Linked DNA regions of Homo sapiens: region 2 is linked to region 1. A link is a loop called in an ENCODE intact Hi-C map of the cell type or tissue named here. Cell type or tissue: PC-3. All regions are shown on one strand. Each heading gives the region's core, and the rest is flanking DNA. Links, peaks and the distances in the headings are about the cores only.

Evidence for each region. A loop is a pair of places that touch in the nucleus more often than their neighbours do. Peaks named below come from ENCODE experiments on the same cell type or tissue, not always from the same donor. Only the 100,000 strongest peaks of a DNase experiment are listed, where the experiment ranks them.
Region 2: a loop joins it to region 1, with 2.2 times the contacts of the local background. A loop is called at or near these places in 1 of 110 quality-filtered maps.

What each region holds. Positions count from the first base shown.
Region 1 is chr6:20,581,996-20,587,385 of GRCh38, reverse strand. The region is part of intron 4 of CDKAL1 (CDKAL1 threonylcarbamoyladenosine tRNA methylthiotransferase); the gene reads right to left. Among named protein-coding and RNA genes, the nearest start is that of CDKAL1, 50 kb to the right of the region's middle. RefSeq lists a silencer at 601-801. In PC-3, for the core only: no CTCF peak of the experiment used is centred there; no DNase peak of the experiment used is centred there.
Region 2 is chr6:20,753,762-20,759,151 of GRCh38, reverse strand. CDKAL1 (CDKAL1 threonylcarbamoyladenosine tRNA methylthiotransferase) reads right to left here. Exons shown (of 16, transcript NM_017774.3): 7 at 509-557. Among named protein-coding and RNA genes, the nearest start is that of CDKAL1, 220 kb to the right of the region's middle. In PC-3, for the core only: no CTCF peak of the experiment used is centred there; DNase peaks (open chromatin) are centred at 1,171 and 3,341; H3K27ac peaks cover 1,089 bases.

The DNA of each region.
Region 1 (5,390 bases), core at 306-5,305:
GTGAAAATTTCAACAATTCAGATTCTTGGTTTGTAGATAATTTATAAGTTTTATTATCTGTTAGCTTCGAACTCTCATCCCCTAAAATGAAAAGAAGGAGGCCAGGCGTGGTAGCTCATGCCTGTAATCCCAGCACTTTGGGAGGCTGCGGCAGGTGGATCACCTGAGGTCAGGAGTTCGAGATCAGCTTGGCCAAAATGGCAAAACCGCGTCTCTACTAAAAATACAAAAATTAGCGGGGCGTGGTGGCACGCGCCTGTAATCTCAGCTACTCAGGAGGCTGGGGCAAGAGAATCACTTGAACCCGGGAGGTAGAGGATGCAGTGAGCCGAGATCTTGCCATTGCCCTCCAGCCTGGGCAAAAAGAGCAAAACTCCGTCTCAAAAAAAAAAAAAAAAAAAAAAAAACACCTGGAGGAAGAACATTCCAGGCATGAGGGAATAGCAAGTGCAAGCATATGCTTGGTATATTCAAAGAAGAGCAAGAAAATGAGGGCGGCAGTGGTAGCAGGAGATGAAGTCAAGAGAAGTAGAAAAGGTGTTCACTTCATCTGGCCTTTGTAAACCTCAGAACATGATATAAATCTTGGCTTCCACTCATGTGGATATTTACATTTAAATCAATTAAAATAAAATTTAAAATTCAGTGCCTCAGTTGCACTAGCCGGATCTGAAGTACTTAACAGACACATGGCCAGTGGCTACCATATTAGCACAGATTAGAGCACTTCCTTTTTTTATGTTTGTTTTGAGATAGAGTTTCACTCGTCACCCAGGCCGGAGTGCAGTGGCGTGATCTCGGCTCACTGCAACCTCCGCCTCCCAGGTTCAAGTGATTCTCCTGCCTCAGCCTCTCAAGTAGCTGGGATTATAGGCACTGGCCACCAAGCCTGGCTAATTTTTGTATTTTTAGTAGAGATGGGGTTTCACCACATTGGCCAGGCTGTTCTCGAACTCCTGACCTCAGGTGATCCACCCACCTTGGCCTCCCAAAGTGCTGGGATTACATGAGTGAGCCACCCTGTGCCTGGCCGAGCACTTCCATTTTTGCAGAAAGTTGTACTAGACAGCATTGTGAATTTTGAGCAGAAAAGTAAAATAATCTGACTTAGGTTTCGAAGAATCTCTGATCACTGTGTGGAAAACAGATGGTTGAGGGAAAAGCTAGGAGATAAAACAGGTAACTATTATAATCCAGGCAAGATGATGCTGGCTTAGACCACAGTGGTAGCCTAAGTGAAGGTGATAAAAATGATAGGATTATGGATATGCTTAAAGGTAGAGCCAGCAGGATTTGCTGATAGACTCAGTGTGTGATGTGGAAACAAGTAGTTATCCTTGACTCCAAAGTCTTTGGCTCAAGCAACTGAAAAGACTCAGAATCCTTTTACTGAGATATGAAGAACATGGAGCAACAGATTTGTGGGGGAGATTAGTAGTTTTGGACATGGTAAATAGACATGCCTTTTAAAGATCCAAATTCAGATGATATGTAAGCAGAGAGCCCAGGGTTCCAAAAAAAAAAGCATCAGCATAGAGAAAGTACCTAAAAGCTATGGGACTCTATAAAAACCCAAATAAGTGAGTATAGGTGGAAAAGTAAAACAAAGTGCCTTGGGGATGCTCCAACATTTCGGTATGATAAGAAGGAACCAGCAAAGATGACTGAAGGGGCAGCCAGTGAAATAGGAAGAGAACCAATAAGCAAGGGGGAGTAGTGTCCAGAAGGCCACAGTATTTCCAGAAGGAAAGAGTGAAAAGCTGTGGCAAATGCTAACAAACAAAGACTATATAAGATAAGGACTGAGAAGTGGCATTTGCATTTGGCCAAGCAAAGGTCATTGGTGAACTTGATGAGAGCACTTTCAAGTAAAAGGGCCTCCGTAGAGTGAACTAGAAACAGAAAGAGAAGCAGCAGGTCCTTCCAAGGAATTTTGCTATTACAGAGAAAGAAAAAAATGGAATAGTTGGAGAGGAAGAACGTGGTATCAGGAAGTTGGAGAGTAAGAATGTGGTGTCAAAAAACAAGATTATCGGCCGGGCGCAGTGGCTCACGCCTGTAATCCCAGCACTTTGGGAGGCCAAGGCGGGCGGATCACGAGGTCAGGAGATCGAGACCATCCTGGCTAACACGGTGAAACCCCATCTCTACTAAAAATAAAAAAAAATTAGCATGGTGGTGGGCGCCTGTAGTCCCAGCTACTGGGGAGGCTGAGGCAGGAGAATGGTGTGAACCCGGGAGGCGGAGCTTGCAGTGAGCCGAGATCATGTCACTGCACTCCAGCATGGGCGACAGAGCGAGACTCCGTCTCAAAAAAAAAAAAAAAAAGAAACAAGATTAGCTTAAGGTAGGATATATCACAGAATGTTTGATGATAGGAATGATCCAGCAAAGAAGGAAAATGATCCAACAGAGAAAGCAGAAAACTGCAGGAGCAATGACCTTGGCGGGGGAGACAGGATGAGTATACAAGTAACGGAGCTGGCCTCAGATGAGAGCACGTTATCAAAAGCAACAGAGGGACCTCAGAGTCTACATGAAATAAATTCACTCCAGCAGGTAGATTTGGTGCGGGGAAAAGTGGTATTCTCATCCGGCAGGTCTAAATAACTATGCACCTCACCAGAGTCACAGTTTTTCAGAGGAATGGGCTGTTTGTCATCTTTGGGTTCCTAGCACTAACAAGCTAGCTAAGTGAAGTTATTCAAAAGTTCTATTGAACAAATACATTCTTAGAACTACCTAACTACCCAGGGACCTCAGCTTAAGCCTTAACTCACCAAGGACTCACCAGTCAGTTCTCAATTGTGAACACTCAGCATTATAGAGAAGAAAAGGGATCACAGTTATGACCAACCACATCCCACCTTCCTTCCTCTCCCCACACTGGACTGCTCACGGATGGGGCAGGAGGGTTGTGTGCATTTCCAGCCTGCATGTACAGAAAGCACTTCCTGTCTAATATCCCAAAATGGTGACTACTCACTCCTATTTTAACTCACCTCTCAGACACTGCCCTGCTTTCTCAGAACACACTGACCAGGGCTGCTCTTTCTTAGAGCCCCCTTGCCTTTAAGCACACTGTAGAGTACCCTATCCACTGTGATCAAACCGGACTCCTGTGTGAGACTCCCTCCTAGGCCCCCAGACTTACAGACACCACAGACCCCTATTTACAAAAAGCCTTAAGAATCTGAACAGGTATTAAAATAAGAATGAGATTAGGAACTAAACATATAAAATGTAATTCAATTTCCTAAGCCCCTTCCTAAGAGTAAGGATATTGAAAACAAATCAAATGTGAAATATGAGTAGTAATGTTAAAAAAAAAAAAAAAAAGGAAACCAGCAGAATATTGCCAGCATAGCTGACATTCATTAAAGGGGCAAATCCAGATCCTGTAATCTGAATTACATCTGGTCTGTTTCCTATACTTACTTTCCTGACTTAAAATATTTTTAATAAAATAAATTTATGCTTATTAAATCTGCTGAAACTCGACAGATTAAAGATATCTTGAATCTCAAAAATTTTGTAAGTAGCAAAAATTGTTGAGAGGAGTGATTCTCTGCAAGAGCAGACTGAAACTAGTGGGGGGGGGCGCTTTTACTAACAAAAGTGTCTGATGAGATAAGATAATGCAATACATCTATTATATCTATTGTAACAATACCATTCATACTCCTATAGCTAAGACTCTTAGCATTTCCATTATAAAAACCTGTTTTTCAACTCTGCCACCTGCCATCCATTAAAAAAAAAAATAGTTCTCTCACAGCATTCAAGTGTTGATCCTGGAAACGTTCTACCACCACTCCCACTAAATGTTTTTGTTCCGTAGATTATCATGCAAATATTTCAAGTGTGTATTTTGTCTTTCCACATTGCACCAGTCTGATTCAAATATTAAGGTTTTCATCTGCAAGCCAAGATCACAGGAACATTCATTCCAGAAATACATCAATATGTACTGAAAGTCAATTTGGTAGAATCTTAGCAGTAATCAGAACATTACTCTTACATTCAAAGTAAGAGTTACAGATATTTATGATACTGAAGACATCAATACTGATTAAGTTTTCTTCATCTGACTCAAGAAGTAAAAGTCTAACAAGATACTATGAAAACAGAAATATGAAAATGAGGAATTGGGTAAAAAGAGTACACTTCACGGCAAGGCAAAGCAGTATGCAGTGGTGAATAGAACAGCATGAAAAACACTGGGTTAAATAGAACCTATCTACCAACTCCCCGCTAAGAGATGTTAGCTGGCAACTCAACAAATGCCCAAGTGTAAGGCAAAGTTTACTTTTCCCAAAAAAAATCCCTCAGAAAATAGGAAATTGTTTTCTATTTCTATTAATAAAGTCCATAGAAAGTCTTTCTTATTACCAGAACCTCTTTTTACTCTCTCCAGTCCTACTTTGAATAACAGAGTATCACTTGGAGAAGACATTACCCTAAGTAACAGGATCTGTGGAAGCTTAGAGAAGTCCCCCAGAAACAATCATCTGAATCAGTAAAAATTGCAGTAAAAGCTGCGATGAGATTTAACACAGATTTAACTCCTAGGGATATTGCCTCACATTGGCAAATATTGGATTTCATTGTAAACAAGCCTTGCAAAAATGACTTTTTTTAAGTATTATAATAAGTGCCTACACTACAGAGATCAACATACATGCTTCTACAGGAGGAAAAAGAAAACCAACTGATCTTTAATAATGAGAATGGAGGGGCTCCTGAGAGAAAATTTCCAGTGACCACAACGTAAATAGATTCAAAATAGGTTGGATTTCAGACAATTCAAATGGAACCGTAGAAAACTGTGTCAGACAACTCAAAAAGAGGTTCTAGAGAGGAAAAAAACCCTCATATGTCAAAGATGCATTTGAAGAGTTTAGATAAAATTGCTTCATGAAAAGCCAGGAGAGAAGAGTTACATTTGAAAATTATCTCATATAATGCTATTTTAAATATGTATGTATAACTTAAATAAATATACAGAAATTCATCTTCATCTCTAAAGTTTACATATTCAAGTTAGTCAAAACAATTTATTTAATATTCTCATTGGGAAAATGGAGGTGTCACATTATATTGTGACCATCTGTGTTTGCCACCTGAAATAATTGAAAAAATAAAGACAAGAATCAAATCTTTTCTATTTTTTAATTGTATCCCTCAGCACATAGCATATCTCACAGATACTCAAATATATTGGATAGTTAAGGAACATATTAAATTTTACTTCATATAAATGTAAAGGTCTCCATAAAATGTCTTATAAACAATTAAATTTTTGTGGGTTAGATACATAAATGAGGAAAATATTTGATCCTCAAATATCAATTATGAATTTTTATATGTTTACTTTTGAAAATACACTT
Region 2 (5,390 bases), core at 286-5,285, 170 kb before region 1:
CATTTATTCTTTAAAGACAGGGTGTCACTGTGTTGCTCAGGCTGGAGTGCAGTTACATGATTATAGCTTACTGCAGACTTGAACTCCTGGACCCAAATGATCCTCCAGCTTCAACTTCCTAAGTAGCTGGGACTACAGGTGCACACCACAGCATCAAGCTGACTTTCTCCCCCAGAGATCCCAGGATCTTGCCCAGGCTGGTCTTGAACTCCTGGCCTCAGGAATCCTCCAGCCTCAGCCTCAGCCTCAGCCCCAGCCCCAACTGCTGGGGTTACAGGAGTAAGCCATTGCTCTTTGCCTGATTCATTTATAAGCCAAACAAATATACAGCGAGTGCCTGCCTCCAATATTAGACTGGCAAATTCATGAAGCCAAGGATAACATTTTATGATTTTATATCTAAAACAATAACTTTTATAAAGGTGCCTGGCAAGAGTTACCTGAGTGGTGTTTCTACTATGTAGTTCAGAAAATATATACATCTGTTTATCTCACTTTCAACGATTACCTTTAATTGTCTCCTCCACAACTTCTACCACACGATCTATCTGCTGAACCTGGAAAAAAAAAAAAACGATTACACAAGTAATTTACACGAAGAAACAAAATTTGTGTTTATCCTTATGCTTGAGTCAATGTTACACATTTTCTAAGCACATCAATGCAGGTTTCCTTTAATGTATTTGGAGACACTATAAAAAATATCCTATATTAATATTTTGTGTTTCAATGAAGTATGAAATTATCACTCTCCTGTCCTCCAATGATAACTGAAGATATCATATTGCATTTAAATAAACTGCCTGGAGTTGTTTTAGGATAGCCTATCAACATATACTCAACATATCCTGAGACAGAAACTTAAGTTTAATTAACACATGTCTTCTCACACAGAGCTTCAGGAAAAAAAATGGCATAAAACGACAAGCTACACAAAAAGAACATGCTAGTATTAAGGAGATCTGTTCCAAATTCTATCTTTATTATTTTAATACTCAAAACCCTTTTGATGAATTTCTACCATGTGCTGGGTACTGTACTCAGGTCCATGAAATACAAAGTCAAATAATACAGCTTCTGTTCTATACACCAGAGACTAAGGAAGCTTTGCCATGGGAACACAGAGGAAAGGTAATAAAATCAGACCAAGTGATGCAGGAATGCTTCCTAGAGAACCAAGGATGACTCCTGGGGTTATGATTAAACAGGATTATGATTGGAGAAACCCACTGAGAATGAGTAAGCATGGCTAGAGTTTAAAAGGAAAATGAAAAAAAGCAAAGTAATATTATGATTCACAAAGCTAAAAAAAGAATAAGTCAAAGTCGATTCTTCTTTAAAAGTCCTTAAATTACCGTTGTTTTATTACAGAAGAAATATCACAAAAAAGTCAAACAAAATAGAATATAAAATGGAAGTCAGTTGAAAGAAATCATAACATCTTTCATGCTGTATTTCCACTCCTCAGATGAAACCACTAATAATAGTGTGATGAGCAGATACCATGACATTTTCTGGCATCAAACATTTACATATAGGTCTGTTCTATAGTTTTATCCTTCTTTTACAAATGATAGAGGGTGTGTGTGTGTGTGTGTAAATAAATATATAAAAAAGATATACAAAATAGACCAAGACCAGCTGGGGCAACACAGTGAGGTCCCGGGGTCTTTGGTAGGGGGTTATACATATGTATAAAATACACCTGTGCCTTGATGTTTTTTCTATATATTGTCAGTCTATAGGTCTATTTCATTCACCTTACTATCTCTCTGTATGGATGCATGATGTGATGCATGCATCCATACCTCTATTGATGAAAAAATTTCTATTCTTTCATTATTATACAACTCTGCAATGAACTCAACTGAGACAAGAGGAACCTGTTTAAAAAACTTTATTAAAAATGTAATGGCTGGCTGGCCACAGTGGTTCATGCCTATAATTCCAGCATTTTGGGAGGCCTAGGAGGGGGCAGATCACTTGAGGTCAGGAGTTCGAGACCAGCCTGGCCAACATGGTGAAACCCTATCTCTATTAAAAATACAAAAATTAGCCAGGTGTAGTGGTGCATGCCTTAGTCCCAGCTACTCAGGAGGCTGAGGCAAGATAATAACTTGAACATGGGAGGTGGAGGTTGTAGTGAGCTGAGATCACACCACTGCACTCAAGCCTGGGCAACACAGTAAGGAAAGGAAGGAAGGAAGGAGGGAAGGAAGGGAAGGAGGGAAGGAAGGAAGGAAGGAAGGAAGGAAGGAAGGAAGGAAGGAAGGAAGGAAGGAAGGAAGGAAGGAAGGGGAGAAGGAAGGAAGAAAGGAAGGAAGGAAGGAAGGAAGGAAGGAAGGAAATGGTAATTCTCTTAAAAATATTCCTTTGGTCTCAGTATCTTACAGAAAATGAGGAAAGGCTTGTGAGAGCAGACCTGAACTCCATTCTACGTCTGACCACTCAGCCCAACATGATGGCAGCAGCAACAATAATTACTGAGAAACTGCCAAAGGTAAGTAAATCTCAGACAACATTAGGTTTTCAGCCCCCAACAAACCTACCCAACCGGAGATGCATCTACCAGGAAACAATGGAACCATTAGGCCCTGGTTTTATTATAAGAGCCCATGTGGCTTCCATACAGAATGTGATTGAAGAAGCCAGCAGAACAAAGATTTCAAAGAGGAGGAAGTGACCAACAGTGTCAAATACTACAGAGACATAAGTATACAGACTAAAATGAATATGTTTGATTTAACAATACGGGAATCAAACTTAGGGAAAGCAGTGAGTTCAGTAGTAATGAATTATACGTAAGAAAACAGAGAGAGTTAATTTGTACTCAGTAAAAAGCTGGGGAGAAAGGGAAGGAGAAGAAAGGCTCTTGATGGCTAGAGAATATTGAATATATTACATTTTGGTTTAGGTTCGTACAAGTAACTATTTATTTCTTTTTTTGCAGTTTGAGCAGAGAAAGGCAGTAGGCAAAGGAGCTGTAGACTGAAAAACAAGTGATGGAGCAATGATCTTCAGGAAGTAGACCGAGCAAAATCTAAAACATGAATAGAGAACAAGTCAGAGTGAGAAAAGGGCCAACTCTTCGTCTCCTGAAAGAAGAGGTTAGGGGTAAAGCATGGGAAAAGATGCTAGTACTCTTGTAGAGGTCAGGGAGAATCTAAGCAAATTCCCACCTGTTGCCCTCAATTTTTCTCAGTAAAGTAACCAGAAGTTCATCTGCTAAGAGTTAGAAAGCATATCATAAAATAACAGAATGAATGTTTTCAAATACCTATTACAGACAACAAGAGACAGTGATGACTAAGAACACATAAAATTCACCACACAATATTGGGACACCAGTTGAAATATGAGACCATGAATTTATAACAATAACTCCAAGTAGAGCTATAATTTTTCTCAAGTCCCAGCAGTTCTACAGTAGGAGCCAAACAGACAAACAGACTGACCCAAGGTTTGTTAATACCACCATTTATTCACTCATCAATTATTGAGCATCTAAATTATACCAGGATGGTTGAAAGGACTGATGAAACAACACTAAGAGATTTGTGGAATGGACTAGAAAGAAAATGGAACAAGGAAAGTTAACTATGCATTTTAGATGAGACGAAGTTTGGCAAATAGGTTAAACAGGGAAAGAAATAGAGCCAGAAAAGAAGAAATGAAGTGGCTGGGGGTTGGAGAAAGAAAAAAATGAAGGGGAAAAAAAGGAAGGAGAAAAGAAAAAGGACAGAAAGTTATAACCAGAGTACAGACACAGGCATTTAGTATTTCTGAAGAATAGTAAGGTCCAGTATCTGGCAATGGGAATAGGTTGCTGAAACAAGGTGTAGGTGATGACTGCTGGAACTGATGTATGATGAAGTGAGAGGTGACAATGTTGCCAAGACATTATATCCAGACACTCAGATTGCCAAAGATAATACAGACATGAATAGGATAAGAAAGAGTTGGTCAAATTTCCTACTGGATGTGGGTGAATGACCAAGATATCAATTAAGGATAGAAGACAGACAATAAAATGAATAAAATATAAGATAATTCCATGATGAAACCATAAAGAAAAATGTTTTCCTATGCAGTTAAAAATATAAAAGCTCAAAAGCACTGCATCCACTCTTGTAGCACATGGACTGAATAAGAAGCCATATTTCTAGAGAAAAGTCAGAACATGCAGAGGAAGCAGTCTGTTAAAAAGTTGAGGGTAAGCTAAAACTATAAAAGTCTTAGAAGAAAACACAGCCATAAATCTATATGAACCTTAGATTAGACACTGATTTCTTAGATGTAATGCCAAAGCACAAACAACAAAAACAACAAAAGAAAAAATAAATTGGATATCATCAAAATTCAAACCATTTGGTACTTCAAAGGACAACATCAACAAAGTAACATGACAACACAGAAAATGAGAGAAAACTTTTATAAATCACATATCTGGTAAGGAACTTATATCTAGAATTTATGAAGAACTTCTACAACTCAATAATAAAAAGACAACCCAATTAAAAATGGGAAAATAATCTGAACAGACACTTTTCCAAGGAAAATATACTTATGGCCAATAAATATATGAAAAGATGCTCAACATCATTAGCCAACCAGGAAATGCAAATCAGAACCGTAACGTAGGAATAGGGAGCTATTGCTTAATGGGTATAGAGTTTTAGTATGAGAAAATGAAAATATTCTAGAGATGGATAGTGGTGATGACTACACAACAATGTAAATGTACTCCACATCAGTTAAAAATGGTTACAGTGGTCAATTGTATTTTATGTGTAGTTTACCACTACTGAAAAAACACAATGAGATACTACTTCACACCCAGTAGGATGACTACCAACAAAAAGACAGGCAGGCCAGGTGCAGTTGCTCACACCTGTAATCCCAGCACTTTGGGAGGCCAATATGGGAAGATCACTTTAAGGCCAGGAGTTTGAGCCCAGCTTGGGCAACACAGCGAGATCCTGTCTCTACAAAAAATTTTTAAAAATTAGCTGGGCACAGTGGTGCTCACCTGTAGTCCTAAATACTTGAGAGGCTAAGGGGGAAAGACCGCTTGAGCCCAGGAGTTCAAAATTACAGTGACCTATGATCACACCACTGGACTCCAGCGTAGGTGACAGAGTGAGACCCTGTCTCTTAAAATACACACACACACACACACACACACACACACACATACAGATAATAACGAGTGTTGGTGAAAATGTGGAGAAATTGGAACCTTCATACATTGCTGATGGGAATGCAGTAAAATGATGCAGCACTTTGGAAAATAAGCTGCCTGTTCCTCAAATGATTAAATAAACAGTTACCATATAATTTAGTAATGTCAATCCTAGTTATAACTCCAAGAAAAATGAAAACATGTCCAT